Linked DNA regions of Homo sapiens: all the other regions are linked to region 1. A link is a contact called in ENCODE Hi-C or POLR2A ChIA-PET data. All regions are on one chromosome and are shown on one strand. Each heading gives the region's core, a stretch centred on a gene start or an enhancer-like site at or near the end of the contact. The rest is flanking DNA. Distances are from core to core; before and after follow the strand shown. Region 1 has its middle 33 kb from the start of NUAK2. Region 2 overlaps SYT2 (synaptotagmin 2). Region 3 has its middle 16 kb from the start of LINC02767. Region 4 holds the start of MIR29B2CHG (MIR29B2 and MIR29C host gene). Region 5 holds the start of CD55 (CD55 molecule (Cromer blood group)).

Evidence for each region. Hi-C counts contacts between places; a loop is a spot of excess contacts on that map. ChIA-PET counts read pairs that join two places held with the same protein, here RNA polymerase II (POLR2A). Pooled maps may share reads with other maps.
Region 2: a pooled map shows a loop between it and region 1 (12-fold over the local background). The contact joins two enhancer-like sites. A Hi-C loop is called at or near these places in 2 of 37 single-sample maps with no recorded cell type and 3 of 50 pooled maps.
Region 3: a loop to region 1 is called in a map with no recorded cell type, with 20 times the contacts of the local background. The contact joins two enhancer-like sites. A Hi-C loop is called at or near these places in 3 of 37 single-sample maps with no recorded cell type and 4 of 50 pooled maps.
Region 4: a loop to region 1 is called in a pooled map, with 11 times the contacts of the local background. The contact joins the promoter of MIR29B2CHG here to the enhancer-like site in region 1. A Hi-C loop is called at or near these places in 2 of 37 single-sample maps with no recorded cell type and 7 of 50 pooled maps.
Region 5: a map of B cell shows a loop between it and region 1 (23-fold over the local background). The contact joins the promoter of CD55 here to the enhancer-like site in region 1. A Hi-C loop is called at or near these places in 2 of 168 maps with a recorded cell type or tissue (B cell and naive thymus-derived CD4-positive, alpha-beta T cell), 2 of 37 single-sample maps with no recorded cell type and 8 of 50 pooled maps. POLR2A ChIA-PET finds 5 or more read pairs at or near these places in 1 of 52 experiments (AG04450).

The regions. Positions count from the first base shown.
Region 1 is chr1:205,286,098-205,292,317 of GRCh38, reverse strand. No RefSeq gene overlaps it. Among named protein-coding and RNA genes, the nearest start is that of NUAK2, 33 kb to the left of the region's middle. RefSeq lists an enhancer at 398-637. Within about 2 kb of position 3,962, at least 13 of the 41 ENCODE cell types and tissues checked have a DNase peak (open chromatin) inside an H3K27ac peak, as active enhancers do; they include B cell, where a contact is called at or near this core.
Region 2 is chr1:202,612,723-202,618,942 of GRCh38, reverse strand. The region is part of intron 1 of SYT2 (synaptotagmin 2); the gene reads left to right. Among named protein-coding and RNA genes, the nearest start is that of SYT2, 95 kb to the left of the region's middle. Within about 2 kb of position 3,184, at least 13 of the 41 ENCODE cell types and tissues checked have a DNase peak (open chromatin) inside an H3K27ac peak, as active enhancers do.
Region 3 is chr1:207,939,576-207,945,795 of GRCh38, reverse strand. No RefSeq gene overlaps it. Among named protein-coding and RNA genes, the nearest start is that of LINC02767, 16 kb to the left of the region's middle. Within about 2 kb of position 3,960, at least 15 of the 41 ENCODE cell types and tissues checked have a DNase peak (open chromatin) inside an H3K27ac peak, as active enhancers do.
Region 4 is chr1:207,819,672-207,825,891 of GRCh38, reverse strand. It overlaps MIR29B2CHG (MIR29B2 and MIR29C host gene), which reads left to right and starts at 3,189. Exons shown (of 6, transcript NR_135299.1): 1 at 3,189-3,688. It overlaps LOC148696 (a long non-coding RNA gene), which reads right to left. Exons shown (of 1, transcript NR_026817.1): 1 at 3,296-6,220. RefSeq lists enhancers at 1,499-1,548, 3,319-3,498 and a silencer at 2,999-3,178.
Region 5 is chr1:207,317,845-207,324,064 of GRCh38, reverse strand. CD55 (CD55 molecule (Cromer blood group)) reads right to left here and starts at 2,387. Exons shown (of 10, transcript NM_000574.5): 1 at 2,200-2,387; 2 at 1,498-1,683. The coding sequence starts at 2,299. It overlaps LOC107985251 (a long non-coding RNA gene), which reads left to right and starts at 1,936. Exons shown (of 3, transcript XR_007066838.1): 1 at 1,936-2,379. RefSeq lists a silencer at 2,112-2,191 and an enhancer at 2,752-2,961.

The DNA.
Region 1 (6,220 bases), core at 2,713-5,212:
GTGGGGTGGGCAGCACACGGCTGGCTCCTTGACCCTGGCCTCCCACCAGGCTCACCCATTCTGTCTTTCCGCCTAGCAGGGTTGACTTTCTTTAGATGCCTCTTTAAGGCTCCAGGAACACAGAACTGCAGTTCTGTCCTTCACAGCTAAGTCAGCTTGGTCCACCTCACAACTGAGTCCCATACCCAGGCCTTTTGGGGCAGTCTCTCTAGCCCCAAGATTCCCCACATCTGCACCACTCATCTCAGAAAAAAGAACAGCTTGGAATTACATTAAATTATGTGTGTGGTGTCACATCATCCCCCATCCCAAATTAACTTGCGGGGCAAAGGAGTAGATACCGATCACCACTGAAGTCTCTGGCATTGTGCTAGAGCACTGGTTCTCCAAGTGTGGTCCAGGAACCCCTGGGGGAACCCCTGGGGGCTCCCCAAATCTTTTCAGAAGGTACACACAGTCAGAAGTGGGGTTTGTTGTTGGTGGTGGTGGTGTTATGAGACAGGGTCTCGCTCTGTCACCCAGGCTGGAGTGCCGTGGTGTGATCATGGCTCACTGCAGCCTTGACTTCCTGGGCTCAGGTGAGACCACAGGCACGTGCCACCACCCCTGGCTAATTTTTTGTACTTTTTGTAGAGACAGGGCCTTACTATGTTGCCCTCGAGGCTGGTCTCGAACTCCTGGACTCAAGTGATCCACCCAACCTGGCCTCCCAAAGTGCTGGATTATAGGCCTAGAACTGTTTTACTAATAATAAGGAAACATCATTTGCCTTTTTCACTCTCATTCTCTCATGAGTGTACAGTGGAGTTTTCCAGAGATTCACGGTGTGTGATATTACAACATACCAAATGCAGCAGTTGGAGGTATAAGAATCTACCTCTGCACAATTGTGTGAATATATTTATTTATTTTTTTGAGGCAGAGTTTCACTCTGTCGCCCAGGCTGGAGTGCAGTGGCGCAATCATGGTTCACTGCAGCCTTGACCTTCTGGTCTCAATTGATGAATATATTTAACACTATTGAACTATATGCTTAAAAATGGTTAAGATGGGCTGGGCACGGTGGCTCACGCCTGTAATCCCAGCACTTTGGGAGGCTGAGGCGGGTGGATCACGAGATCAGCAGATTGAGACCATCCTGGCTAACACGGTGAAACGCTGTCTCTACTAAAAATACAAAAAATTAGCCGCTCGTGGTGGTGGGCACCTATAGTCCCAGCTACTCGAGAGGTTGAGGCAGGAGAATCGCTTGAACCCAGGAGGCAGAGCTTGCAGTGAGCTGAGATCGCACCACTGCACTCCAGCCTGGGCGACAGAGTGAGACTCAGTCTCAAAAAAAAAAAAAAATGGTTAAGATGGTAATTTTATGTTATGTTTTTTAACATAATTTAAAATTGAAAAATCAAAAAATATTTGTAAAATAATGTAGAACAATGCCACTCTCCTCAATAATTTTTTTTGTTTTGAAAAATTATTTTTTGTACATATGTACATAATGAGATATTACTGTTATCTTAATTCCTGCTTTTTTTTCTTTTTTTGAGACTTACTCTGTCACCCAGGCTGGAGTGCAGTGTCGTGATCTCGGCTCACTGCAACCTCCGCCTCCCAGGTTCAAGTGATTCTCCTGCCTCAGCCTCCTGAGTAGCTGGGATTACAGGCATGTGCCACCATGCCCGGCTAATTTTTGTATTCTTCTTTTTTTTTTTTGAGATGGAGTTTTGCTCTTGTTGCCCAGCCTGGAGTGCCATGGTGAGATCTTGGCTCACCGCAACCTCCACCTCCCGGCTTCAAGCGATTCTCCTGCCTCAGCCTCCCAAGTAGCTGGGATTACAGGCGCCTGCCACCATGCCTGGGTAATTTTTGTATTTTTAGTAGAGACGGGGGTTTCTCCATGTTGGCCAGGCTGGTCTGGAACTCCCGACCTCAAGTGATCCACCCGCCTTGGCCTCCCAAAGTGCTGGGATTACAGGTTTGAACCACCGCGCCTGGCCTTAATTACTACTTTTAAAATGTCTGTTTGCCTTTCTAATATGGTAAATACCAGTAGCTATCATTCACCCACATCAACAAAGCTTCTTTGGGTGTCCTCAATAATTTCTAACAGTGTAAAGAGATCCTGAGATCAAAATGGTTGAGAACTGCTGCTTTCATGCGAAGGAATACAAGGTTGGGTGCAGCGACTCACGCCTGTAATCCCAGCACTCTGGGAGGATGAGGCGGGTGGATCACTTGAGGCCAGGAGTTCAAGACCACCCTGGGCTATATGGCGAAACCCCATCTCTACTAAAAATGCAAAAATTAGCTGAGCATGGTGGTATGTGCCTGTAATCCCAGCTATCTGGGAGGCTGAGGTGGGAGGATCCCTTGAGCCTAGGAGGTTGAGGCTGCAGTGAGTTGAGATCACACCACTGCTCTCTAGCCTGGGTGACACAGTAAGACTGTCTCCAAACAAAAAGAGAAGGAATACAGCAGGCAGGGGGTTGCCAGATAAAAGAAAGGATGTCCAGTTACATTTGAATTTCCGATAAACAATGAATTTTTTTTTAGTATAATATTACACAGGACATGCTTAACTAAAAAGTTATTCATTTTTTTTTTTGTTTTTTTTTTTTTTGAGACGGAGTCTTGCTCTTTTGCCCAGGCTGGAGTACAGTGGTACAGTCTCGGCTCACTACAACCTCCGTCTCCTGGGTTCAAGCAATTCTCCTGCCTCAGCCTACTGAGTAGCTGGGATTACAGGCGCACGCCACCACACGCGGCTAATTTTTGTATTTTTAGTAGAGATAGGGTTTCACCATGTTGATCAGGCTGGTCTCGAACTCCTGACCTCATGATCCGCCCACCTCAGCCTCCCAAAGTGCTGGGATTACAGGCATAAGCCACTGCCCCTGGCCTTCTATTCATTGTTTATCTGAAATTCAAATTTAAATGGGTGTTCTGTGTTCTGTATTTTTACTTGCAAAATATGGCAACCCTAATAGCAGGAGAGATTTGGGTTAGTCAACAGGATGAACTTGGATCAGATATTGGGATTCTGACCCAGGGAAGGATGGAGAATCCCCTATTCTGGACAGCTTTAAAAAAGGAGAATGTGGGCCAAGTGTGGTGGCTCATGCCTGTAATCCCAGCACTTTGGGAGGCCAAGGCAGGCGGATCACCTGAGGTCAGGAGTTCAAGACCAGCCTGACCAACATGGAGAAACCCCGTCTCTACTAAAAATACAAAATTAGCCGGGTGTCGTGGTGTATGCCTGTAATCCCAGCTACTTGGGAGGCTGAGGTAGGAGAATCGCTTGAACCCAGAGGGCGGAGGTTGCGGTGAGCTGAGATCACACCATTGCACTCCAGCGTGGGCAACAAGAGCAAAACTCTGTCTGGAAAAAAAAAAAAAAGAAAAAAAAGGAGAATGTGGCCAGGTGCGGTGGCTCACACCTATAATCCCAGCACTTTGGGAGGCTGAGGTCAGGAGTTCAAGACCAGCCTGGCCAACATGGAGAAATACTGCCTCTACTAAAAATACAAAAATTAGCCAGGTATGGTGGCACATGCCTGTAATCCCAGCTACTCAGGAAGCTGAGACAGGAGAATCACTTGAAGCTGGGAGGCAGAGGTTGCAGCGAGCCAAGATCGTGCCACTGCACTGCACTCCAGCCTGGGCAGCAGAGTGAGACTCTACCTCAAAAAAAAAAACAAAAAAAAAAAGCAAAAAAAAAGAAAGGTGAATGTGTCTGAGGACTGAAGGGCAAGCCTCTAAATGCTTAGGGGTAGAGTTTATAGTCAGAGGGACCTTCCTGCAGCTGGGCCAGAGACTCACCCACCCTCTAGAAACCTCAGCAGCTGAGGATGAACAAAACCCACAGGAAGTGGTGGAAGTGAAACTTGGTGTCAGTGTTGTTGTTATTAAAAGGGGGAAGTGACACCGGGTGAGTGAAGGGTGGGTGGAGGTGAAGTCTCTATAGGCAGCGAGGTCATTCGGCAGCGCCCCCCTTCCTGCTCTGCTAAGAATAGTTACGGTTGTGATAGGGGTGTGGTTTGTCTGAGGCTGGGGGAATGAATCTCGCTTGATGTCTGGATGGGGCAGAGCAGAAGTAGCACTGGGGTGGTCAGAGCTTCAAGTCAGGTGGCAGCAAAACCTAAGAAGCATTTTTGGGTTTGGAAATAAACAAATAAGTGGCCTCAGAAGCAGCTCAGAGGAGAAGGATCCTGCCTTCCAGCTAAGAGAACTATAAGAGGGAAGCAGGGCCCATGACCATGACAGTCCCTCCTCTAGTCAGCTTGGGAAGCTCTGAGAAGCTCTTTCCATTAAGAGAGTCAGGGATGCTCCAGAAATCAGGCTGGCAGGGAGGCTGCAGTGCGTTTTTGTCTCTAGCACTTACTGAGCACTTACTGTGTGCTTGACATTGTGCCAGGCCCTGAGGCTCCAGAATTAAATACAGTGTGGTTCCTGCGCTCCAGAGGTTGGAAGTCCAGTGGAAGAGATATGCATCAAACTAATATAAATTCATGAATTCATTGTGATCAGAGGTAATAGTTGAAAGCCCAAGCAGCAGCCTACCTACTGTGAGCCTGAGCCCACCCCTCAGCAACTCCCCAGCCCTGGCCCAGGCTGCAAACCAACAGAGGCCGGAGTCACCCAGCTGCCTGCAGAGCAGTGCATCAAGTCAGGACCCTTTCTCTGCCCAGACGTCTTTGCCAACTGTTTGGAACAAAGGGAAATCATCTGGTTTGGGGAAAGACATAAGAATGACCGTTTTCTTTCCTAAACCTTCACCCTCTCCCATTTCGGCCTGAGAAAAGCTGTTAGATGCTTCTTCAGAGGGTTTCTAAGGGCCACAATTGCCTTCCACCTAAGAGGGAACAGGGTGGGGAGGGGTGGCAATGGCCTTCTTTGACCGCAGAGGTTTTGGATTTAGCCTGAAGTCACAGAACAACTGAAGCCAAGAGACAGTTCACCCTTTCTGGTGTCTAGAGCTTATTGAACAAATGTCCATTGACCCCCTATTGCTAGGGGCAGGGGTGAAATATTGAGTTGAGTCCAGGGCTCCAGCCTACTAGAGGCACAGTCTGTAGAGAAGTCAGATAATGACCAGGCGGTGCCTAAGCTGGATCTGAATCCAGGGCCTTTAGTCATCAGACACTGGACAGATTCTTCGTGGAGGGAGTTGGGCCTTGAAGGCTGAAGAGTTTTCTGGGTCAAGTACATGTTTAGGGAGCAAGAATTCCTTGGAAACTTAAAAACTGGTCTCCCATGGTCAAGTCTGGCTCCTGTATGTGAACATCATACACACAGAACATGGCTCTGTATCCTGACTCCTATGCACCCCCGGCCACATTGTATACTCCTGCTTGTATGCTCCTGGCCAGTGAGGTGTCTGCAGTCTTGGGACAAGTGGTGGCCAGGGAGTCTTTGTCCCCTGGGTTCCTGGGGTTCAGGCTTCAGGTCTGGTTTCTGCCGTTGCCCCTCCTCTGGTTCCCTCCTTCTCACAAGACACAGCCTGACAACCTGGCCTTCTCTCTGCCTTCGTTAGGAGGGAGGCTGCTCAAACCACAGCTCACCACAGCTCACCACAGCTCACCACAGAGGCCAAGCTGGGTGTGCCTCTGTGGAGCAGCGGCAGGAGCCGGCTGAACACAGCCAGGACCAGTTTCCCCAGGGGCCAAATGCAACCTGTTCTCCATTGCATCTTCCCCACTGGTGGGCAAATTGTGTTGGGCTTCTGTGAGGCCCCATGAAGGTAAGAGAGTCTGGAGTGACTTTGCCCAGATTGGCTGTGTGACCTTGAGCAAGTCACTGGACCTCTCTGGGCCTTGACCTCCTTTATTCGATTATAATCCAGACCCTAGGGTCTATCCCAGCAATGTACGTGAACGTGTATTGTGAGTTGTCGAGCACAGCACTCGTGTGAGAGGTTATTACTTTATTACTTTGAATTTGCCCTGAGCCCCACAGTTTGAATAGGGAGGCTGCCTCAGAATTTATTTTTGAGTATCAGCTTCCAGATGGAAATTCCTAACCTGGGGTCTGAGGATGGTCTGCAGGGAGTCCTGGTGTCATATAGAGAATTTTTGAGTAGATGCGTTTTTCTTGGAAGAGGATGCAGAGTTTTCATCAGACCATTGAGGTCTGTTAAGAGCCACCATCTGAGCCCTAGGGCTCCCTCCATGGGGGGCAGGCAGAGGGGCCTCAAATCCTTGGTGGCCGTATTCATGAACCGAAG
Region 2 (6,220 bases), core at 1,935-4,434, 2.7 Mb after region 1:
TTGGGTGGCATGCAGGGTATGAAAGGGCTCCTGCTGTTTTCCTTCTTTTTACATTTTTTTTCTCTGACTCTAGAAGGGACAGCAGAGCCAGGTGACAGGGGGTCACATCAGAAGGAGAGTCAGCTGAGGGAATCTTGGTCTCTCAGCTACTGGCGTGTCTCCCAGGGAAAATGGAAATGCAACCGAAGGGCAGCCTTGGAAAAATAAGCAGTGGTTCTCTACATGCTGAGCAGATGTGGGCTGTGGGAAGGACATGCGGTCTCTACCCATGCAACATCTCATTTAATCCCAGCCTCAACTCGAGGGTTTAGGAATAAAAGCTGCATTCAAATAGTTAAGAAGTCTGACACTCAGAGAGGTGAAAGAAACCACCCGAGGTGAAATGACTCATAAGGGGGTGCGTCTGACTCTCTATGGTCCCAGGCCTGCTGCAAGAGGAGAGGAAGGGTGGGCAGTTCCCAAAGCTGTGTGCAATGCCCCCACTTCCCATGCCAGCTTTGGGGTCTCGCTGTACACACACACACACACACACACACACACACTCACACCAGACCTTGGTTCCTTCCCAATCTATGCTTGGGTGGGTGTCCCTGGATATAGCCTGATGACAACTGAGTCTTAACATGGTTTGTGGAAAGAGCCCTGGGCCCAGAGCCAGCCTGTACTGCACGGGGGGACCCTGGGAAGGCCACTTCCCCACAGAATTCAGTGTCTTCTGTGAAATGACATAATGTGACCCAATCTCAAAGTCTGTCCTGCTTGATCATTTACAGACCCACATATTTATTGAATGTGGGCAGATTACTTGAGGTCAGGAGTTCGAGACCAGCCTGGCCAACATGGTGAAACCCCGTCTCTACAAAACTACAACAAATTAGCCAGGCGTGTGGTGGGCACCTGTAATCCCAGCTACTTGGGAGACTGAGGCAGGAGAATTGCTTGAACCTGGGAGGCAGAGGTTGCAGTGAGCCAAGATCGTGCCACTGCACTCCAGCCTGGCAGACAGCGAGACTCCATCTCAACAACAACAACAACAAAAAATGCGTAAACAAGTGAGCGTCCCAACAAAATTTTATTTACAAAAATTAGGTGGGGGACTGGATTTAGCCCCTGGACTGCCGTTGGCCAATGCCTGCACTAGAGCAACAGCAGTGAGTAAGACCAATGAGGTGGCTGCTTATACAGTCACAAGCTGCATGAGTACCATGGGGATGAGAATGGAGAGCTGGGAAAGCAGGTGGTTGAGGCCTTGATGCGGGGGTAGGGGAGGAGGGAGCCATGGGTGTGGGGAGGAAGGCGTTCTTGGAAGTACTGTTTGAGCTGAGAAAGATGTGTAGACTGTATTAGTCTGATCTTGCACTGCTATAAAGAAAAACCTAAGACTGGGCAATTTATAAAGAAAAGAGGTTTAATTGGCTCGAAGTTCCACAGGCTGTACAGAAAGCATGATGCTGGCATCTGCTCGGCTTCTGGAGAGGCCTCAGGAAACTTACAATCATGGGGGGAGGTGAAGAGGGAGCCAGCACTTCACATGGCCAGAGCAGGAGGAAGAGGCGAGGGAGTGGGGGTTGGGGGGTGCTACACACTTTTAAATGACCAGTCTCATGAGAACTCACTATCACTAGATCTGACCCTGTGATCCAATCACCTCTCACCAGGCCCCACCTCCAACATCAGGGATTACAATTTGACATGAGATTTGGGCAGGGACACAGATCCAAACTGTATCATAGGCTTTGGCTCCTTGAAGGGGGCACAGCATATACAAAGGCCCCGAAGAGGGTAATACAGTGTATTAGGGGAAACAAAAGAAGGAGTGTAGGCTGGTGTTAGCAACCCAGGGAGGGAAAGCTGAGGTGCTGCTGGATGGAGAGCATGAGGGGCTGTAGGCCACGCTAGGGCTTTCGGCCTGTCTCCCTGGGATGGCTTTTCATTTTTGGCGACATGACTGGCTTTGCATTTTATGAAGATTGCCTTGGTGGCAAATACGGAACTGACTGGAGGCGAGCAAGAGGAGACCCAGAAGATCAGGCAGCTATGTCGGGGGCCAGTTGACCTGTGGGCCTGGAGCTCGGAAGTGGCTTGACTCTGACAGAAGAGGATGGCACTGATGCCTGGGTGCAGAAGGAACCACGCAGGGAGACACCATGGCTGAGAAGGGAAGGACCTCAAGTGCAAGCCTGAGGCAACCGAAGGAGGAGTAGTCACAGTTATGACAAAAGCAGGCAGCGGCCAGCTGACCACAGCTCAGGGGTCCAGCTCAAGGAAAATGAAAATGCGCCCTGGGTTTAGTGACCTTGTGTTCATCATCCATGACTTTACAAAGAGCTACTTCAGCAGAGGGATGGGGCAGAAGCCACAATGGAGGGGCTGACGAGTGAGGTGGACGTGACGAAATGGGGACCATGTGTGCGTGTGTGTGCACGTGTGTATATGTGTGTGCATATGTGTATGTGTGTGCAAGTGTGTGTGCGTGGTCACGAAGGGGAGAACAAGGCAGCAGGTGGGGCTCATTTTTGGTGGGTGATGTGATAAACTGGACTGGTCCAGCCTCAGCTGAGGGAAGGGGGAAATGTTAGGCACAAGAAAGGGCAGGGATGGCAAAGACTTCCTGAGAAGTCAGGAGGGATCCTGCGCAGGAACGGGAACTGGCTTAACCAGAGGAAAAGCCCTCAACTCACAAGGGGTCAGGAGGAAAGGTCTGTGGTTTGACCCAAGGTTGGGACATTTTGAGAGATTTCTCGCTTCTGCTTTTCTTTAAAATAACAGCAAAGAGAGAGGAGGGGTGTGAGGGAGCCACAGGCCTGCGGAAACTGGAGGAGGAGGCGAAGCTGGTGGGGAGGCGTTTCCTGCAGTTTCTGTGCAGTGCAGAGGGCCTGGGTGATCCTGGGGATTGATGGGATACAGGCTGCCCTTGTACTGTGGGGGGATTTTCACCAGGGGGCTCAGCAGTCGGGGGTAGCCATGGAGAAGGAGAAAGCTGTCAGTGGGATTTCTCCAGGGCTGGCGCTTTGCCAGGTGAATACCACAGAAATGCCAAGGGAGTGTGGGGAATTGCGAACAAGTTGTAGGCACCACGGACCATGGTGGGAAAAGAAGACTAGAGGGGCTGATGGTGGCCCAGGGAGGTCAGGGAGACTTCTCCAGGAAGAGCATTCTAGGCTGAGGGAGAGTAAGTGCCAAGACTGTGGGATGGGGGTCTGTTTGGTGGGTTTGTGGCTGGTGGCAAGAGGCCAGCATGGCAGGAACTGCGTGACTGAGAGCAAGGACAGGAAATGCCTGTGGGAGCCAGCCAGGGGCCAGGCCAGGCAGGGATCTTATTCTAAATGTGACAAGAAGCCACAGGAGGGTTTTAAATAGATCAGTCTGGCTGCAGTGTGGAGATCAGGCTGAGTGGAGGGGAGTGGAAGCTTCCAGATAGGAGGCTACTGTGGTACTCCAGCTGGAGGGTGGAAAGTGGCCAGATTTGGAAGGCATTGTGGGTGGTTGATGAGTTTGCAGACACCTGGGATGTGGGGGGGTGACCCCACATGGATGGGAAGGATGACCCCAAGGCTTCTGGTCTCAGCACCTGGTGCCATGTACTGGGTGCATAACTGAGAGACGGGCCCTGAATCCACCCCATCCACTCTCTGGGCCCACTGCCCATGCCTGCCTTTGACATGAGCCTCCTCAGGCATCTTCTATTCCCTTGCTGTCTGGGCAGCTATGGCCTCCTGGTTTTGTTGGAGTCTGGAAAAGCTTCCAATCTGCTGCTGCTGCTTCATGGACTCCCCACATTCCCTCTCTGCAGCTCTAAGTCATTTTCCTCTGGTGGATTCCCCGGGAATGCCGTCTGTCTTTCATAAGAGCTCGGGGATGACATTTGTTATTGGCTGTTTTCAACTCTTTCCCCGCTTTCCTCTGGAGTTATGCTCCACCCTAGTCTTTTTACTCACGACAGCCAAAGCGAAACTTTTAAAATATACATTTGTACATGTTACCCCTGCCCCCACCCTAAAAGGCCTCCCACAGCTTCTCATTCCTCTTTGGGAAAGACAAAACTCCTTGACGCGGCCTATGGTGCTCCTGATCCTGCCCTGCCCGGCCTGCCAGCCTCACCCTGAACCGTGATCCATCCACTCCAGCTGCCCTGGCCTTCTCTCAGGCTTTGGACTCACCACACTGCATCCCACCTCTGGGCCTTTGCATAGGCTGTGCTCTCTGCCTAGGCTGCCCTTTCATCTCCTCTTTACCTGGATAAATACTCACCCTTCAGGTCTCAGTTCAATCATCAATTTTTCAAGAAAGCACTTTTGCTTTCCCAGATTAATTCACGTATGCCCCATTATAAATGCTCACCACCACCAGATGGCTCTCCTTTCTTGCACTTCTCATAATTACAATTTTATATGCACTTATGTGAAGTGCATGGTAAATTCCATGAGGGAAGCATGATATGAGCTCAGTAAATACTTGAGTGAGTGAGTGAATGAATGAATGTGTCTCTCACATCTGTTCTCTCTACTCCATTCCTTACCTTCCCATCCTAGTGCAGGTCTTTACCATTTCTGGTCTGTGGAACCAACCTCCCTGCTCCACTCCCCATGGAGCTAACTTCACAAACCCCACTTATAACTGCTCAGCACCCTTCAGTGGTTCCTGCTGGGTATAGAGGGAAGTCTAATCTCCTTTTCTGGGACTCCAACACTCCTGAGATGCAGTTCTCCCCCTTCATTCCTGGCCTGCAGATTCCCTGAACCTCAGGAGCATTAAGCGTCTTCATTCCTGGCTGGTTTATTTGACACCAAGCAGCTTTACTTTGCTACAGGACCATTTCTGGACGGTCAGTCTGGAGAGAAGGCCTGCATCCACCATGAACCTTGGGTCCCTCTACGGTGCCAGGGCCACTTCCAGGTGCCTCAGATAAGGTTCAATGAACACTTCTCAGATTCACATCCAACCCACATTTATTGAATGCCCTCTATGTGCCAGACACAACCAAATTTATTTTTAAAATTTTCACGGCAGTTCTGAAAAGTAGGTATTATTTTCCACAATTTTATATTGAAGAAATCAAGTTTCACAAAGGGATTTTTGGAGTCAAATGACAAGTGGTTGGCATTCTTGGGACTACATTCAGCCTCTTCCCCCAGCCTGTGCTGCCTCCTGCCTGCCCTGCAGTGGAGAGTGAGAGGGTGGGGTGCTGCAGGGACCGTGGACCGGCTGTGGGGAGCTGTCTGCAGAAAGGGGAGGAGGACTGCCAATCCAGCGGCAAGGGTAGAATGGAGGAGCTAGGCTCAACTGATAAATGGCATCTACAAAAAGCCCACAGCTTACATTATATTAAATGAAGAAAGATTGAAAGATTTTCCCCCAAAGATCAGGAAAAAGACAAGAATTCCCACTGTCACCACTTCTGTTCAACAGTGGACTGGAAGTTCTAGCCACGGCAATTAGGGAAGAAAAAGAAAATGGAAAACTATCTTCATTTGCATGATTCTATATATAGAAAATCCTAAGGACTCCACCAGCACACACACACATGCACACACACACAAATTATTAGAACAAATGATTTCAGGCTGAACGCGGTGGCTGATGCCTGTAATCCCAGCACTTCGGGAGGTGGAGGCAGGCGGATCACCTGAGGTCAGGAGTTCAAGACCAGCCTGGCCAACATGGTGGAACCCCGTCTCTACTAAAAATACAAAAATTAGCCGGGCATGGTGGCACATGCCTATAATCCCAGCTACTAGAGAGGTTGAGGCATGAGAATTGCTTGAGCCCAGGAGGCGGAGGTTGCAGTGAGCCGAGATTGCACCACTGCTCTCCAGCCTGGGCGACAGAGCGAGACTCTGTCTGGAAAAAAAAAAAAAAAAAAAAAAAAAAAAAGGAAGAACCAATGAGTTCGGCAATGTGGCAGGGTACAAGACTGAGATACAAAAATCTATTATATTGCTATACACTAGCAACGAACAATCTGAAAGTGAAATTAAGAAAACAATTCCATTTATAATGACATCAAAAAGAATAAGATACCTAGGAACAAAAGAAGTGCAAGATGTGTAGTTGAAAACTACAAAACAATCTTGAAGGAAATTAAAGGTCTAAATAAGTGGGAAAATAGTGGAAAACTCAATGTTGTTGATATGATCCCTGAGCTGATCTACAGATTCAACACAATGCCTATCAAAATTCCAGCTATTTTGTAGAAATTAACAAGGTGGTCCTAAAATTC
Region 3 (6,220 bases), core at 2,711-5,210, 2.7 Mb before region 1:
TATTTGTCTGGTTAAAAAAAAGTATGGATAAATTTTAAAATTCAAATTAAGACATGTTACTGATGCAGAATTGCATGGAGGTGCAGAAGCTAGTACTATGATGGGAACTGAAAAAAAAGAAAGAAAGAGAGACTGGAAAAAGTATATTGCAAATTTCACAATGAATAGCACTGCAATTTGCTAATGCGCAAAATGAGAAAGCTGTTGTATAAAATTTATTTAAGTATAATAAAGTACAAAAATATTGAGATTTTTTGGCAACTACATAGTGAATTTGATAAATTTTCTCTCAACATTCAAAAAAGAACCAATGGAATGTATTACCTGAAATTAGAATTACATATCTAAGAAAAAATTAAGACTTTTTACAGGTCCCAGCTTGTCACTTTGGCCAAATATAATTTTGCTTTGGTTCTTACATATACATACACACACACACATTTTTTACATGGAAGGATAATAAAAAAAACTATTTCAGTTATATAATTTTTTAAGAAAATTATGAGATAAAGACAAAAAAGATATTTCACAAAAGTAAGAAATTCAACTAAGCCACCAAAAAATTGCTTATAAAATACCAGATCTCTTTAACTACAACAGAGATCAGCTGATTCAAAATCTAAAAAACTGCAAATTTTGTGGTTGTTGTTTTTAGCTTTTGATAAATCATGAGATATAAAATACACTGCCAAATTAATGCTTTGGGTATATTTTGTCCCTAACAACTTATTAATTTACTAATAATTATTGTCTATTCGTGGCCTAAAATATTAAACTCATGGCATGAGTATTTTTCAATATTTTACATCTGTTGAAGAATTTCAGCTAGTTATTAAAAAATTAGCTTCTAACACAACAAACAGTTTTCCATCTATGTTAAGCTAAAAATCGGACTTACTGGAATTTTTCTAAAGGGACTGATATTTTCTTTACTTCTTTGTTTCACTGTATGATACATCTTAAAAATATTTATGCTCATTTTCTGAAACAAACTCCATGAAATGTGTCCTGGATACATTGTTAAAATCATTCAGTGCATACATGCAGGTGCAATGAATCATCACAAGTTTATAGAACTGTTGAAAGAAATAGAAGACAATGAGTTCAATGACCTCATGCCTTCTTTGACAGTGCTCTTTGGTTGAGTCGTGAAAGAATTTTACGAAGATTTACTGTACTGTTAATTCCAATCCAATATTTTTTGAAAATAAAGAAAAATTGCCAAATATTCAAAAATCAAAGACAAAAGATGGCGATGTGATTTAAGTTTTCACAGTGATATCACACTGCATATAAATAAGCTAAACTTGAAACTCCAAGGAAAGGTAATGCTTATCTGTGGCCTCTCTGGACAGATACAAGATTTTAAAATGAAATTAAAACTTTTCATAATTTAATCAATAATAACAATCTTTATTATTTTCTTATATGAGTCAATATGCAGAAGATTGTAATTGTAATGGATAGCATTACTTAAATTGGCTACCAAAACCGCAAGAAAAAGTGTAAAGAACTCATTGTGGATACTTATAAACAGTTGCTTTTCAATCTATCAATATCATTTTGAGTCAATATTAATAATGCCGAGTTCGCACAAGAGTTAATAAATTAACTTTGATAGTTTTGAAACTGATAGCTTTTGCTTTAAATTGACTTTAAAGCAATTATGGTTAAAAGAAAAAAAGCTGGACCAGTTTTGTACATATGGACGCAAATATTAAAGGAGAATGTTTTTTCATTTAACGGAAAACATTTTAAGTATATTTGGAACACCTTATGTATGTGAATATAGTTTTCCAACTGTAAATTTTATAAAATCATACACTTCAACTCAATTATTTCCTGTAAAAATTGAGCTTCTGCATTTGGTGAGCTCTAAGTGTAAAGTACATTTAGTAAGGAGAAATAAATCTAAAATATCTCAATATTTTTTAGATTGATTGCATATTGAAATACAGTATTTTAAGTGTATTAAGTTATATAAAGTTATATTATTAAAATTAATTTGTCCTTTTTTTACCTTTTTTTTTTTTTTTTTTTTTTTAAGAAAGGGTTTCACGCTAAGACTCTGAGACAGAGTCACCCAGGCTGGAGTGCAGTGGCAGTGATTTTGGCTCACTGCAACTTCCACCTCCCAGGTTCAAGTGATTCTTTCACCTCAGCCTTCTGTATCTCAGTAGCTGGAATTACAGGTGCACGCCACCAGCCAGGAGAATTTTTGTATTTTTAGCAGAGACAGGGTTTTGCTGTGTTGGCCAGGCTGGTCTCGAACTCCTGACCTTAAGTGATCCACCTACTTCGGCCTCCCAAAGTGCTGGGATTACAGGGGTGAGCCACCTCGCCCAGTCCCTACCATCCCCCTTCTCACCCTTTTTTGGTAACTGTTTAAAATGTGGCTACTATTAAGTTTTAAATGACAAATGTGACGTGATATATTTCTAGGGATCACTGGTATGGGGAGTCTGTATATATATACATATATATATACAAATTGCCTCCTCAATAAATACTGCACTTAAGGGCTTTAAAAGGCAAGGAGGGGTGGGGCACGGTGGCTCACGCCTGTAATCCCAACACTTCGGGAGGCCGAGGCGGGCTGGATCCCCTTGAGCTCAGGAGTTCCAGATCAGCCTGGGCAACATGGCAAAACCCCACCTCTACTAAAAAAACAAAAACTAGCTAGGTGTGGTGGCGCACGTCTGTAATCCCAGCTACTTGGGAGGCTGAGGCACGAGAATCTCTTGAACCCAGGAGGCGGAGGTTGCAGGGAGCTGAGATCGCGCCACTGCACTCCAGCCTGGGTGACTCTGTCTCAAGGGCAAGGAGGGGAAGAAGCCAGTCTGACCCTGACTACTGCAAGAAATCTTTGCCCTGACTGTGTATATAAGTGCTTCTCAGTGCTTGCCATTGTCTTCCTGCTCTTTCCTTTTTTTTTTTTTTTTTTTTTTTTTTTGAGATGGAGTCTCACTCTGTCACCCAGGTTGGAGTGCACTGGCGAGATCTCGGCTCACTGCAAGCTCCGCCTCCCGGGTTCAAGCAATTCTCCTGCCTCAGCCTCCCGAGTAGCTGGAATTACAGGCGTGCGCCATCACGCCCAGCTAATTTTTATATTTTTAGTAGAGACGGGGTTTCACCATGTTGCCCAGGCTGGTCTCCAACTCCTGGCCTCAGGTGATCCACCGGCCTCGGCCTCCCAAAGTGCTGGGATTACACGCGTGAGCCACCGTGCCCGGACTCCTCTTCTAACTATGAAAGAAAAAGAAAGAGGAAGGTCTCTTCTGAAAGCTTAAAGCCAGATTTCCTCTGAAAGTCTAGCCGGCCAGTTAAAATGCGTCAGAGTCTATTCATGGCAGCAAACAGTAAAATAGAATGCCCTTTCTCTAGTAAGTATACGTAAATAACTACAGGCTTTTGACCCAAGAACTATCAGAAGCCCTGAAGCAGAGAGAGAAAGAGACTCTAGTTTCTGAAACTCTGAAAAGCTAGGATTTTGTGGCACTGGACACTTTAAAGGTTGTTTTTACAAAATAAGAAAAACTGGGTTAGATAAAGAAATGGTTAGAACTAAAGTTGAAGTTTAATGGGAGGTAGATACTCAGTTTGCACTTCCCTGTTTTTATTTCTTTATATTTCGCTCTAAAATATATAAGCATTATAAACAATGATAAGTAATTAATAGCGACGTAAAAATTGATGCTCTTATTTTAATGACCACGTTTTGGGTGAATATCAACATAAACGACCAGATTGCTATTTTGTCTTGCTGGTTATGGTTGGGGAAAGCTTTTGTTTGGAGAGGGGAGTGCTGTGGAGAAATAACCCAGTTACCTAGCGGCAGATACAAGGCATCCAGACATGGAAACTGGGAGGAAACAAACATTTTCCGGAGCAAGCTGACAAGCTCAGCCTTGGTGCTCCATCTGCGTCATAAGTAGCTCCCTGCCTCCAGTGCCTGGCGCTGTGCCTGGCACCACGTGGGCGGCCAGCATCATTTGTTGGACTGAATTGTAAAATGAGGTCACTTCCACAAAGGGATTTGTTGTCTGATCAGAAGAAAGAATGCAAACCATAAGAAAATAAATATAATAATTTGTCTTCCTTTTTGTGTTTTTGTATTTTGTTTGTATATATTTTGTTAATTAAAATTTTTTTCACCTAGTTTTTTTTAGAGAAGACAGTGGACGCACAGAGCACAATATAGATAACCCTTACTACCTGAATTCTCACTCTGCAAATATTCCCTGTAATGGCTTGCGTCCATTTTTATCCCACATGCAGTACCCTAATTGAAAACCTGCTATAAAATATCTGCATGCTGGGGCCAGTGAAAACTTATAATTTGAACACAAGTTTGGGCAGGAGGGTATAGGGTGCCCTGTAGTTGGATCTAGCTGCTTTGCCTGTAAGATGGCTTCTATTTTGCTTGCATTGCTTGTTGTGTTGTTTAAACCTGTGTGTTATCATTGTCATCTTCTCCACATTGTTAAGTGAAAATGCTTTCTAAAAAAGTGGAAAAGCCTGTGAAGAAAGTATATGAACAAAAACCCAATCACTAAAAAGAAGGTTGAGAGTGAAAAAGCGTTTTGAGAAAGGATAATAAATAAAAAAAAATGTATAAGCCGGTAAAAAGACAACCTAATTTGTATTGGATATTAAAAAAATGGTATTTTTGAAGGTAGTATTTGTCTGTACTCACTAATTAGAACTAATGAGAATTAAATGTAATTGACATTTTAAATCCTTTATACCTTTCAGAAATCTTTATGGATTAATACATAGATTAATGACAGTGTTTTAGTGAAATTTGGGGAAATTTCTTGGGGTTTTAAAAAATGCATTTTTATTTTTTTATTTACAGTAATTATGGCTTCTTTGATTTTCTTGTGTTAAACTTTAAAAGAGTATGCAAATTTTAAAAAAATGAAATATAGGCTCTAGTTATCTGAAATTTTGAAATCTAAAACATTTTCCAGAATAAATTGGATTTGGATGTCTCAGGATGCCTGAGGTCACAGACTGAAAGTAGAATTAAATGGTATTATGAGCAAATGTTCTTTTTCACATCTAGAAAGGCCTTTTAACTACAAAGAATTTAATTGTTTTTGTTGTTGCTACTTAGAAATATTTGGCAAGCAAATGACTCTAGATAATGTTTCTAAGAGAACTTCAGAGTCCTCTGATATTGAAGTAAAGTTTGAATCCTAAATCAAATTAAAAAAAAACCAACACACACATTTGAAATAGTTGAGACCTTTATAAATTATCTTTCTCCCAAAAAGAAAAAAAAAATGAGTGTGAAAGCCACAGTTGGTCCATGGACTATTGTGGTTGTTCCTAGCTGGTTTCTCTATCTCTAGTCATCCCTGTCCCTCCTTGTCTCATGGTCAATATATAAAGCTCTCAAAATTCTCTGGTGAAACACTATTTGATCATAACAGCTTCAGGTTCAGGAAACATTAACTCTCCATTTTGTGTGTGTGTCAAATTAAAATGTCTCCTTCCAGTGATCCAATTCCTGCCATGTTTCCAAGCCTCCTTTGACCATAACCTGTGGGCGTGCCCTTCCTTATATGTTACTTCGTGGTTCTCTCCAACACCTTGGGTTGGCGACCCTCTTGTGCTCAATTAGGGACACTGCTCAAATCTGCTTTATTCTGTTCAATTCTCTAGTCCTCTTGGGCACATGTACAACAGGGACATATCTCTCCATACCTTCAAGCACAGGGTATATATAGGGTTAAATACTGCTTGTAAAATGAATGGATAAATATGACATTATCTGCCTAAGTAACCATTGCCAGTCCTGAGAGACATCCATCCTTTTAAATACAAAGCTGAGCTCACAAAAAAGTAAAAGAAATCCCTAAAGGAACAAGAAATCAGATTTATAAATCCGTGCTCCATGCCAAGCTGTCCAGAGGAATTTTTTTAATTGGTCAAATAGAAGTTTTGATTTAAACCATAACAAAGAGGAAAAGAAAGAAGGCCTTTTTTCTGTGGTACCTGAACCAAGACCTCTGGAGAGCACTATTGGTGGAACCATAGGGCCACACTTACTGAAGAACCATACTTACTCACTGAAGGAGAATCAGAAAAAATGCATGCTACTTCTGGATGCATACAAAGGATTATTTTATCATTTACTGTTATGCCTTTCTGAAACCCCACTAAAATGGGAGCAAAGAAAATTTTTTCACAAGAATAAAGAGGTGCAGGACAG
Region 4 (6,220 bases), core at 1,940-4,439, 2.5 Mb before region 1:
TCACTCACCAAGTTCATGGGGTGATGGGCCAGCTCTGTACCAAGCCTACTTCCCTCTAGTTCTGCCTCCTGAAGGAGGAGGCTCCCTGGCAGAGCTCAGAGCCCTTTGTTTATTTGATCCTGGGCTCTTGGATAAATCAGGAATGTCCTGACATGAACTTAGGCATGTTTTTCTTCCATGGAGAAGGAAACTACGGCAAATGGGATTTAAGTAACCAGAGGACCTTTCTGGGGGACTTGCTTTAGTGCCATCAAGGCCACGTTCCTTTGGTCATCAGACCAGTAGGTAACTTCTTTATTGGCATGCTCAACCTTGGAGCCCAGAAGGTGTGAATTTGAAGCACTTTCCCCCCTGCTGGGAGCCTGGCACAGATACTCTGGTCTTCTTTTAAAACTGTGTAGTGCCATGCTTGTCTTCCAAGTGGTCCTTCTTTCTGCCGGATGAAACTTTGGCCCAGAGTAGTTGCTTGAAGAAGGCTGCCTGGGAAGCAGATATGGGATAAGGTAGCTGCCTGGCCTCGCATTCTCATTCATCTTCCTGGAAGTTGCAAGGTTCTTGATGTCATAGACTTCATAAGTTACCTGACCCAGGACCTGAATATCTCACTCACTTCTGGTCAAGTCTAGGCTCATATGGTACAACTGGTTGTCGGGAACCTTTCTGCATTCTTTGGATGTAGCAGTGTGGGAACCCAACACTCCCTTGGTCTATCTGGGTATGTAGGGTCTAGTGATTTAGTATCTCAGTTGTTCTTGGAAGCATTTTTGCGTCTGGGGGGAGGGGCAGGAAAATGTTGGGGGCTCTTTGCTTGCTGTAGTGGAGACCTGTGAGTATCCAAAAACAACCCCACTCCATCTCTAGATCATTGGTGGACCACCCCTTCCTGGAAGAGTTTCCAGGAGTGTGGACATCCATGCATGAACATTGTGGAGGGGTTGGGGGTCGGCTCGTGGATGCTCATCTTGCTTGACTGCCCATGCTGGAGAGGAGAACCCAGTCATTGGCCACTTCAGGTCCAGGCTTGGCTGTTGCTCTGTTTTGCTGTTTTTCATGTTGTCAGATCTTCTTGGGAACAAATGACTCAGCAACCCAAATCTCTGAGACTGTGTGGCCAATTACTTGAAAAGTAATTGAACGTATTTACCTAGGCCCTAAAATTTTGAGCCCAGGAAGGATGGATATCCAGACTGGTTTTACTCTGGATTCTTCAGGCTGCAGTTCAATTTGGTTTTTCAAATTCCTGCCCTGATAGAAGGATCTCATGTGTGGGGTAGGCAGGCAATGTTTTAATTACGCTTTTTGTCCTTAAGAAATTCCAGGGAGAAAAAGGTCCTGGTTTTTGGCCAAAAAGGCAAAAAACAACAGAAATCAGCTATGACTGTAATCCTGGACTTGTCTGTGGCACAAAGAGTTAATGGGACAGTGGTCAGGGTGAGGAACATTTTTTCTCAGGGCTGGAGAAGCCCATATGGCTCAAGAAAACATGTTGCAACATTTAGTACAGGGCAGCCCTGTCTGGGCACTGGGGGCTGCCACTCAAAGAGTTAAGCTACTCTTATGCCTGAGAAGGCCTCAGGGAAGGAGTGAGCCTGAAAGGACAGGGACCTCTATGCCCCAGAGCAGTGAGGTGCAGGAGGGGTGAGGTGGGAGGGTGTGAGCTGAAAAGTGTGGCCAAGGAAGCAGAGTGTAGGCCCAACTTTTTTTGCCTTGTTTGACCAGCCTTGGCACTGCCCTCCGGCTCTCCAGGGGAAAAGCTGCAGTTCTGCTCTTGCAACACAAGGAGCAGACTGGAGAATTTAGATCTGCGTCACAGAGCTGAGAGAGAGAGAGAGAGAGAGAGAGAGAGAGAGAGTGAGAGAGCGAGCGAGCAAGCAAGCTCCGTCGATAGGTCTGCTAGCAACAGCCGTGCTGCAGCAGAGAGAGAGAGAGAAATCAAGAAACAAGTCATAGCAACACCGGGCACCAGGTTCTGCCAGCTCACTTGCTGAGCGTTCAGAGATCTGTCAGGGCCAGAGGCCTCTGGGTAGCCTAGGCTAGGAGATGACACGCAAGGTGGCACGGGCGGTTCCCGTGGGGAGGAGGTGGGGTGGTGGTGGGGGGCAGGGGTGGGAGCAAGAGGTTGTGGGGCGACGGTGGAGGGTTTGATGGGACCAAATTCTGGAACATTCGGGACTGCGGCACCTTACGGCGGGACCAAGATTTGGGTCTGCGCAGGCGGCGATGGGTGGTCCGACGGGCTTCAGGACTTGATGGCGTAACCCCCTTCTTCCCCCACGTATGTATTTGCTGGGATCAGGGGCGCTGTCTCTGTGTATGTGGGTGCTCTGTCTTTCTCACCTTCTTTCTCGATTTTTGCTATTTATTTCTCTGAGGGAGGGTTTTTTCCCACTTTAATTTCTTTTCCCTAGTGTCAGCTGCTCAAGCCTGACCAGGGTAGAGGTGAGAGGAGTGAACCATCCCCTGCTTCCCACCTGACCTCCCAGCTTTTACCCTATTTCCTTCTAGTGGACAGACAGACTGGTTCTCCAAGTTGTTTGGGTGTCAGCGTCCATCTGTCTGTCCGTGCAGGTCTTATGTGGAAGGTAAGGGAGTGAGAAGTGCCGAAAGGAAGACAGAGGGACAGTTTTTTCCCAGGGGTTGCCTTATTGAAAGGTCTGGCCCTGGGATTCTGAGGCTGGTGGGGAGCCGAGTGGCCAGGGTGGGGTGTGGGCTGGGAGAAGTGGGGTAAAGCTGGTAGGTTTGTCACTGCGTAGTTGGGAAAAGTGGGGAATGGTGACGCAGTCACTGTTGCATCTGGTTAGGAGCTCTATGGGGACAGGTAGTGAGGCTCCTGGGGTCTCTGTGGCCAGCTGAGAGGGGTTAAGGATGAGCTAAGAAGGGAAGCTAGCATTTAGAGATTAAATGTCATCCTTTTGGCGTTGGAAAGTTGTTTACCTTGCGCTCTCTGTGTCTCCATGTTGGCTCCCTTCCAGTTCACATGTGATGGCCTTCCCTGTACTGCTGCATCATTAACTAAGTGACTGAGCTGGCCTTCCATTGGCCAGGGGAGGGCTCTCCCTCCAGACACTTCCTCTGATTGGTGGGTGGGCCAATGGCAGGTGAAAAGCTTTTTTTGATTGGCTCAGGGCAGGGTATCAAATCTGAATTTGCATTTCACTTGCTTAAAGGGGAGCGGGGAGAAGCCCAGCAGCTTTCTAAAATCTCTTTAGGGGTGTGCGTAGGCTCCTGTGTCTATGCCTGCTTTTGACTGCCCAGTTGAAGCCTCTTCCTATGCCTTTTAAAATTTCACGCACTATAAGGAGGAAGAGCTCAGGGCTCCCAAAACTTTTTATTTAGAGGGAAGAATGCTAGGGAGATGGGTATGCAGAGGGTTGACCAAATTGGAAGAAAATATTTATTCTGTAGTTTGGTGTTGGAAAAGGGAATTTTCCAATCAGCCACACCTCAGTGTTGCGGCAAAATAATTCTTGGCTCCCCTGGAAACGCATGGGCAAGGTAGGGCAGAGCTGCTGCTGCTGATACTGCCACCACCCTGGGCTTCCTGCTGACTCTGGGCTACTCCCTGGGGACAACAGATTTGCATTGACGTCCGGGGCTGTCCAGAGGCCCTCAAGAGCCAGTTGTGAGCTGAGCCCAGTATGGGAAAGATCTACCTTCTGGAAGCTACTACTACGTGGTGCTTGGAAAGGTGAGGATGGGGGACTGACCCCAGGAAATTGCTCGAAACTCCGCATCTGGTGGGATTTCCAGAAAAGTCAGTGGGAGACGGGAGGTTTGGAGGCCCCGGGTTAGAAAGGTTTGTCAGTCTAGGGAATGAGGAGAATCAGAATAAAACTAGGGCAGCAGGCTGTCCGCCTTTGGTTGGGGGAGGGAGGCCTCGAAAAATCAGGGTCCCGGCTCTCTAACCTGTCTTTGTCGCAGGTCTCACGTTTGTGGGGAGGGGGTTTACCAAGCCCTGCGCCATGCGCAGTGGCCCCCACCCGTGACTGCGCATCTGGAAGCGCAGTGCGCCCTGGGTCTCTGGCCTAGGACGAGCACCGCCCTTCTTATTACATAACTGAGGGCATGGCACGCGCCTTCTCGGCCCTTCCTTGCAACCCTACCTTCTTGCTCCCCAGGGCCCATAGAGCTGGGGAGGGTCTGACTGGGTAGCAGTGAAGGACTGCAATCCCTGGGAGGGCTAACTCTTGTCTAGTTACTGGCAGGAGCCAAGCTTGAGGACAAAAGTGGTGGTTTTCTAGCCTCATCTTGGGGAAGAGGCTACAGAACATCCTTCTGAGTGCCCCATACCACCTATGGCCCCTAGGGCCTCTCTGGTGGAGGGGGTGGCACCCTTCTTTCACTCATGTCCCATCTGATTTTTGAGAGGATGTTTCTGAAGGAAAAGATGTGATGATTATCGGGGGCTTGGTTGGGAGGTAGTTTTGACAGTTTACTCCCCTTGTCACTGGCTTCCCCTCTTTTCCCTGGGTGGGTTTATGATCTTTCTGGACTCCTCTGATGAGCTGCCATTTTGGAGCCATTTCTGCTGGTCTCCGACATGGTGGCGTTGGTTTTTCTGTCCTGCTGTGCCAGTTCCGCAGAGTGGGCGGGGGGCGGGGGCTATGACGGAGGAGGGGAAGGGGGGGCAAAAGCACAGCAGAGGCAGGCACAGTGGTGGCTGCCGCAATGAAGGTGGCTCTAGGGGCAGAGCCGCCTAGTCCCACCCTTGGACACAGTCCTGGGTGGGGATTCAGGTGGAAGGCGTCTGGGTAGGGGTTCAACACCTGGGCCCGGCTTTGCCAGAGCGTGGGTTTCCCATGTCCTCATCAGCCTGGTGCTTGGAGTAGTTCGGAAAAGCTGAGTGTCTGAATGAGAGTGGAGGCAGAGGCTCGGCAGCTCATCTCAGACGTGTCAGACCCGTGGTTTGTGTTCCCCAAATAGGCTCTGTCTCCAGCAGCCTCCCTGTGGGGACAGGGAAGTGAGGTCCATGGCAGCTTTGAGGATCTGTTCGGATGGTCCTGCCTGCTTACTGTTTTTCTTCTCTTTCTCCTCCATGCCCCCTGCCAGTGCCATGGTTCCAGCTGTAGTCCTCTTGTGAGGCTCCCCGCTGCCCGTTCCCCCTCTCTCCAGGCCCTTCTGCGTGCAGCGGCCATCTTGTCTTTCTTGCTCAGAAACTTAAAATGGTTTCTCATAATTCCCAGAGTAAAATTCCTTCCCTTTAGCGTGATGCTCAATGCTGGCCGTAACTGGCCTTAGGTTTCCTGTACAGTCTTACCTCTCTCAGTTTCTTTTGGTGGACCATAGGTTCCAACAAAACCAGGCAACTTCCTTTTCCTATCTGTTTTCACCAGTGATGTTTTCCATGCCTCTTCTCCTCTGCATCCACCTGTGGCAGTCTCACTTTCTCCGTGGACCTCTCCTGATTTCCTTGGCAAGAAGCAGTTCTCATAACCACCCCTGCCCTTTCAGCCAAACTTCCATACAGTCTGTCCCTTTTTATGGTACTTTTGTTGTGTTATGATTATTTGTGTATAAGTCTTATGTCACCTATCAGATTGGGAGCTCCAGGAGGGAGGCTAGAGAAAGGAGAAGGAAAACAAATACCTATTTGGTGCCTTCTGTTTGACAGATACCATGTTATACACTTTCCCTGCAGTTACTTCATTTACTCCTTTCCACAGCCCTGTGGGGAGCATCCCATGTCTAGTAAGTGGCCTGGTCATGACTAGAGCCCTGGTCTTCCAAAGCCTTTACATTTTTCCTCTCTGAATTACTGGTGTTTACAAGATGGCTGTTATGAAGTAGATCCCCAAAATTTGTCTATTTAAGGAATTTTGTAAGTCCCTAATGCTCTGAGGGAGTTTGGGTGGTCAATCTTGTGTCCATGGTCTGGGTCCCTCAGCTGTTCCTTGACACTGTCATTAACTTTCTCCTCTTCCTTTGTGGTCAGGTTCACTCAAGATGATGGCTTTTTTCTTGTAGCTGAAATTGATGGATTAACTGACTCAGTTATCCTGGTTGCCTTCCTCGTACAAGAGGAGGGAGAGGTGGAGTGGGATACAGCATCTTCAAAGCCAGAATAAGCTCCAGAATTAGAGAGCAGGGAGCAGAGACACTGGACTTGAACAGACCTAGGTTTTCATTGTGATCCTTCTTCTTAGCTGAGTGACTTTAGACAAGTCATATGATTTAAGTTTTCAGTGAGATGGAGCTACTACAACTGTTATACAGAAATGCC
Region 5 (6,220 bases), core at 1,138-3,637, 2.0 Mb before region 1:
AACAGATTGCCCACAAATTGTATACATAAAGTATTTACATCTGTAAACAGATTGCCCACAAATGTGAATCTAGAGAGGCATGGTCAAGTGGAAGGGTCATCATTGGATTTGTAGTCAGAAGACCCAAGTTTACACCTTGGTTTTGGCGTAAAAGCTGCTGCTCTTGAGGAAGTTATTAAACTACTGGGGTCTGTCTCCTCCGCCATAAAAAGAGTGTAAGAGCCCCAACTTACCTCATAAGGTTGTTTGGAGGATTGGATAAAGTAATAACATGGGGAAGAGTTAAAACATGATACATGTGCAAAGACTATGTACTTCATCCTACTGCCTCTATTGTGGATAAAAATAAAAAGTTAAAGCCTATTTCACGCATGGCTTCTAAAGGTATTTGTGCCAATTTCTGTATTTACAGTAGCTTCTATTGATTTAAGTTGTTCAAAGTCAGGTTATCGGGTCTCTTTATCTTTATCTCTACTCATATATCTCAAAGCTAATACAGGGCTATGTAAGTAACAGATTTTTTTCCTCCAAGATAATGCCAATATATATTTTATGAAATCAAAGGGCACATAAGGTGTGGATGACTGTATGTATATTCACCTAAAACAAGAAATCTTCATTTCTTTTAATTCTACTAGGTATCAGTATCAAACACGGTTACTGTGTTAGCCCCCAAACAACTCTTCACTGGGCCTCTTATTCATTTTTAACAATCAACCTATCTACCTGTCTATATCCCAGTTTATACATCTCTCTCTCCCTATATATATCTCTCTCCCTATATATATATATCTCCCTATATATATATATCTCTCCCTATATATATCTCCTTATATATATCCCAATTATATATCTCCTTATATATATATATCCCAATTATATATATCTCTCTCCCTATATATATATCCCAATTTATATATATACATATATTTTTTCAAAGTAGCAAGAAGAGAAGATTTGGAATATTCTCCACACAAACACCAAGTGTTTGAGGTACTGGCTATCCAATTACCCTGATTGATCATGACACACTGTATGCATGTGCCAGAATATCACATGTACCCTATAAATATGTACAAGTATAACAGATTTTGAAGTAAATATTGAGAGCTTTTAAAAATGCCACCACAGAGTTGTATTTGGTAAGTCCTACTTTATAAAATACTTAAGAAAACATATCATTTACGCTATGTGTCTCAAGGCAATTGCCAAATATATTTTATATGTTTACTCCCTAAACAATACCTATTGTTTATTTTCTCTACTAGTTCGTTCAAGAGGTACAGTGTTAGGAAGAAAAACTCTTAATGAAGCAGCAGGACCTACTCAGGGTGGTAAATGTCTTCAATTAGCTGGAGTGTGACGTGCCAACAGGGTATACCCTGGGGTTTAGTAACGCTAGAGAACTATCAATTACTAGTCACTCCAAAGGTATATAAAAATAAATTTAAGATACATTCCATTCCCAGAACTTTTCTAAAAAGATGAAGAACTTACGATTGCAGAACTCTTCAATATCTGACCATTGACTGCCCTTAAGGCAGATCACTGAGTCCTTCTCGCCAGGAATTTTCACAAAGCTTTCTTCACATTTGTACGTTATTACAGTATCCTCGGGAAAACTTGTACGGCCTTCCAAAGCTGGCTGGGCATTAGGTACATCTGGGGGAAGGCCACAGTCACCTAGGGAGACAAAAGCAGAACTGAAGGAAATGACTATCAAGTGTCCTCACAGTTGCTGTTTTCAAGACACAAGCCCCCTTGAAATGCCACACCTGAAAGAGATGACATGCAAGTTTGCAGCATCGTGTGCTCCACACGGCTGGACTCTGTCGAGAGTGGGGAACGGTCAGCGGTCTGGCCTCCCATCCTTTTAGACCAGCTTTTTGGGGGTTAAGGATACAGTCTCTTTGAGCCCTCCCTTTCGATTTTGCCAGGCTTGGCTGCTCCGCAAACCCAGCCGGGGCCTCTTTAACCCTCCACGCCGACCCCTAAAGCCAAGTCAGCTGGGGGCCGACACAGCAGGAGCCCCAAATGCTGGTGAGCGGCGAGAGCCTTAAAGGCACAGGACGGCGGGAACCACGACCGCGGGCCAAGCTCCCCACCTGCCAAGTCGCCGGCCCCTGTGCGTGTCTCAGAGACCGACTTGGACCTCCCACCCAGCCCAGGGGCTTCCCCGGCCGCCGGGCCCCTACTCACCCCACACGGCCGGCAGGCACAACAGCACCAGCAGCAGCAGCCGGGGCAGCTCCCCGAGGAGGGGCAGCGCCGCGGGCACGCTCGGCCGCGCGACGGTCATGGCGCGCCGGGTTAGAACAAGGACGCGCCGCCGGGACTCCGCCGAGTCGCAGCTACGCCCAGCGGCCGGAGCGAGTTGCAGTAAGCAGAAGCCTCGTGGCTCCGCAATACCAGTTAAATGAGTGCTTTGGGCGGGGTCTGGGCTGGGGCTCTGCGTCACCAAGGGTGGGACAAACAAGACGGGTGGAGTAGGGGTTTGTTGTGGTCAGAGGTGCGGTCAGAGGGCTCCGGCGTCATACGCCCCGGGGGCCCTAGACTCGGGGAGAGTGGGGAGGGGAAGGAGGAGGAGCTCGCTGGCAACACCCTCTGGGACTCACTCTCTCCACTGCTGGGTGGGGCCTGCGATGACCTGCCTTCTAGAAACCTAAATATCTCCTCGCTACGTAAACACAAACGGGGTGTAAACGGGAGAGGGGGAGGGGTGCTCAAGTATCGCAGGCCTTGCTGCCCGCACGTGAGTTCGTCTAAGCGGAGCATCCCCGCGCTTGAGTGCTGCCAAGGGGACCTGCAGGTGCGGTGGAGTTCGGGGGCTGAGACTCAGGCGCTGAGACGCGGTGCTCTACCCGCGTCTTGGGCCCTCTACTGGGAGGTCTGTCAAAGGCCAGCACGAGGGTGGGGAAATAACTAAGGAGGAAGGGCGTCATCTCCTAGAACACTCTCTAATGTGAAAACAGAGACCTGGGGAAACAGGTTGAATAACACAGTAGGGAGTGAACATTGTTCATGCCTTGTTCGGGTGGGAGTCATTTTCTTCACCCGGGTTCTCCTTATTTACGAAAGACACCACTTTGGGATTACTCCAGACTGACTGTAGAGAGAAATTCACCAGTGTGCGTGTGTGTATGTGTGTGTGTGTGTGTGTGTGTGTGTGTGCGCGCGCGCGCGCGCGCCTCGGGGCGGTGTGGGGTGGGATAACAATAAAAACAAACAGACCCCAAAACGCTGAATGGTGGTGGGGTGGATTTTAAGAGGAAGGCTTGTTACAAACCCTTTAGAATAAATAGCCTGAGGTTTGCAAGACTGGCCACACATTAGAATCACGTGGGGAGCTTATATATATATTTATATTTATATATTCATATATATTTATACATATATAAATATATATTCTTTAAGTTCTGGAATACATGTGCAGAACATGCAGGTTTGTTACATAGGTATACACGTGCCATGGTGGTTTGCTGCACCCATCAACCCAACATCTACATTAGGTATTTCTCCTAATGCTATCCCTCCCCTAACCCCCACCCTCCAACAGGCCCCCGTGTGTGATGTTCCCCTCCCTGTGTCTGTGTATTCTCATTGTTCAACTCCCACTTATGAGTAAGAACATGCAGTGTTTGGTTTTCTGGTCTTATGTTAGTTTGCTGAGGTTGATGGTTTCCAGCTTCATCCATGTCCCTGCATAGGACATGAACTCATCCTTTTTTATGGCTGTGTAGTATTCTATGGTGTATATGTGCCACATTTTCTTTATCCAGTCTATCATTGATGGGTATATGGGTTGGTTCCAATCCAGAGGCCCAAACTGCACCTTAGACAAATTAAATCAGCATCTTTGGGGATGGGACTGGGTATCAGGATTACTTAAAGTGCCACACTGTGCAGCCAGGTTTGAGAACCACAGACCTATATGGTACTGGTCAGAGTAAAGATCTATCCAGCTTAGGACCACCCCTGTCGAAAACAGAAAGGATATAGATGGCAAGGTGGGTTGCCCTTCTTCATAGAGAATAGCCTCAAGAACATGCTTCCCTGTAATAATTTATCTGGGTCTGGCTAGCAGAGTCCTAGCCTAGATTCCTTTTCCCTTAAATGCCTTACCTCGTTAAGTGAAATTCCCTACTTGGAATTATACTTTGGTCTATGGACCAGCTGTGGGGGTATTTGTTATATCCTATCATTATATTCTTTCCTGAAGGTTTTCTGATAGCTCTTTCCTGGTTGGTATGAGCTTTTTGAGGAGGAAAACAGCAATTTTTCAATCATAGCATTTTCTTTGACCCATACCTACTGTATAGAACCAAACCTTGTGTTGCCCATTGCTGGAGCCAATCCTACAGTGATTCCAAGCAAGGGACTACTGTAGGATTTCACTGAAACCTAACAATATTCGAACATTGTGGAGTTTAGAAGTTATGGTGGGGGGCTTTTAAAACCATCTAGTGTCATCCTCATATTTGATGTTAAAATATCTAACCTTTACTCCCATATTGGATATAAAAACACAAGGTATGTTAGGTCCTGGCAGTGTTTAGAAGTGGCATGAGGTCTTCATTTATTCCCCCAATAACCTCCAGTAACCTTAACCACCACTCCCTTCTGTCCTGCCATTAGAGATAGGTAATCTTCATTCCTGCTTGGGCTCACAGAATTGGTGTGAAAGGCAAGGTAGCATTATGAAAAAGACAGGTTCAAGCAAGACCAGTTATGCAGCTGTTAGAAGACTTAACATTGAAGTCTGTTAAAGCTCTCTACATGTTTATTATGTGAATGTCATAGCTTTATATGGAGAGAAAACAATGAGCTCTGCAAAGTGTCAAAAATATTATCTCTATCACACAGCTCAGTGACACTAAATGTCCTAAGCATTCACCTTCCAGCATACTTAGTTATTGGCAATAACTTTTTTTAAAAGGAAATTTTGGCCGGGCGTGGTGGCTCACGCCTGTAATCTCAGCACTTTGGGAGGCCAAGGCAGGAGGATCACCTGAGGTCAGGAGTTCCAGACTAGCCTGGCCAACATGGTGAAACCCCGTCTCTACTAAAAATACAAAAATTGGCTGGGCGTTGTGGCAGGTGCCTGTAATCCCAGCTACTTGGGAGGCTGAGGCGGGAGAATCACTTGAACCTGGGAGGCGGAGGTTGCAGTGAGCCAAGATCGCGCCATTGCACTCCAGCCTGGGGGACGAGAGCAAAACTCCGTCTCAAAAAAAAAAAAAGAAAAGAAATTTTACGAACAATTACTGGATAGAGTCTTAAGTAATAGTTACAATCAGCCAAATTTCAACATTCTGAGGGGAAGGAAACAAAGAAATCCACTATGTATTTACTCAATTTAGAAAAGAGATCTATGATAAAATCTAAGCATTCCTCAGAAAAAAGCAAATATGTGAATTTATAACTTACTAAAGATTATTTTAAATAAATGGCCTCATTTGTTGTGTTCCAGTTGCTTTATACACATTATACCATTTCACCAACACAACTTCATGAAGTGAAGATAACTATCCATATTTTGCAGACAAGGAAACAGGCTGAGAGGCTGTTTACCAAAGCCCATGCACTAACTAGCGACCAGGTCAGAATCTAAACCTAGTTTGATTCCAAAACCTGTACTTCTCCTGTCCTGCCGTACTACATTCTTTTTATTGGAATGAGCAAAAATTTCTTGTATGCAGAGGATGATGAATTAGGTACTTGGGGAGGTGATTTGGGAACCCAGGGGCTTATGATATGAGAAGTAGTTCCAAGGCTTCATACTTATCTACCAGAAACTATCAGTGTGTCCTCAGCTGAGTCACTGCACCTCTCAAGGGCTTATTTCTGCATTGATTAAATAGCATTTGGCACTAAAATAGTCTCTATAGACCTTCCAATCCAAAACAAGCTTATGTAATTAAGTCAAAATACAAAGAAAATAGGTTTATGATTTTGACAGAGCAAGGGACCACGGTTCTTACTCTTATCCCAGGAACCATACAATGACTAAATCAAAGACTGTTTAATAAACTTCCCTAGTATACAGAAACCCACTAAGTGTCAATACTTGTGTTTGAGAATCTACAATCTAGTAGGGAGGTTTTCCATGATAAATGCTATACAAATATCACAACCAAAGTGGTATGGGGCTTCAGAAAGGAAAGAAGGGAGTGTGGTAATTGGAGCGGGGAAGGCTAAAGGCCCAGTGATTCAACTAAAT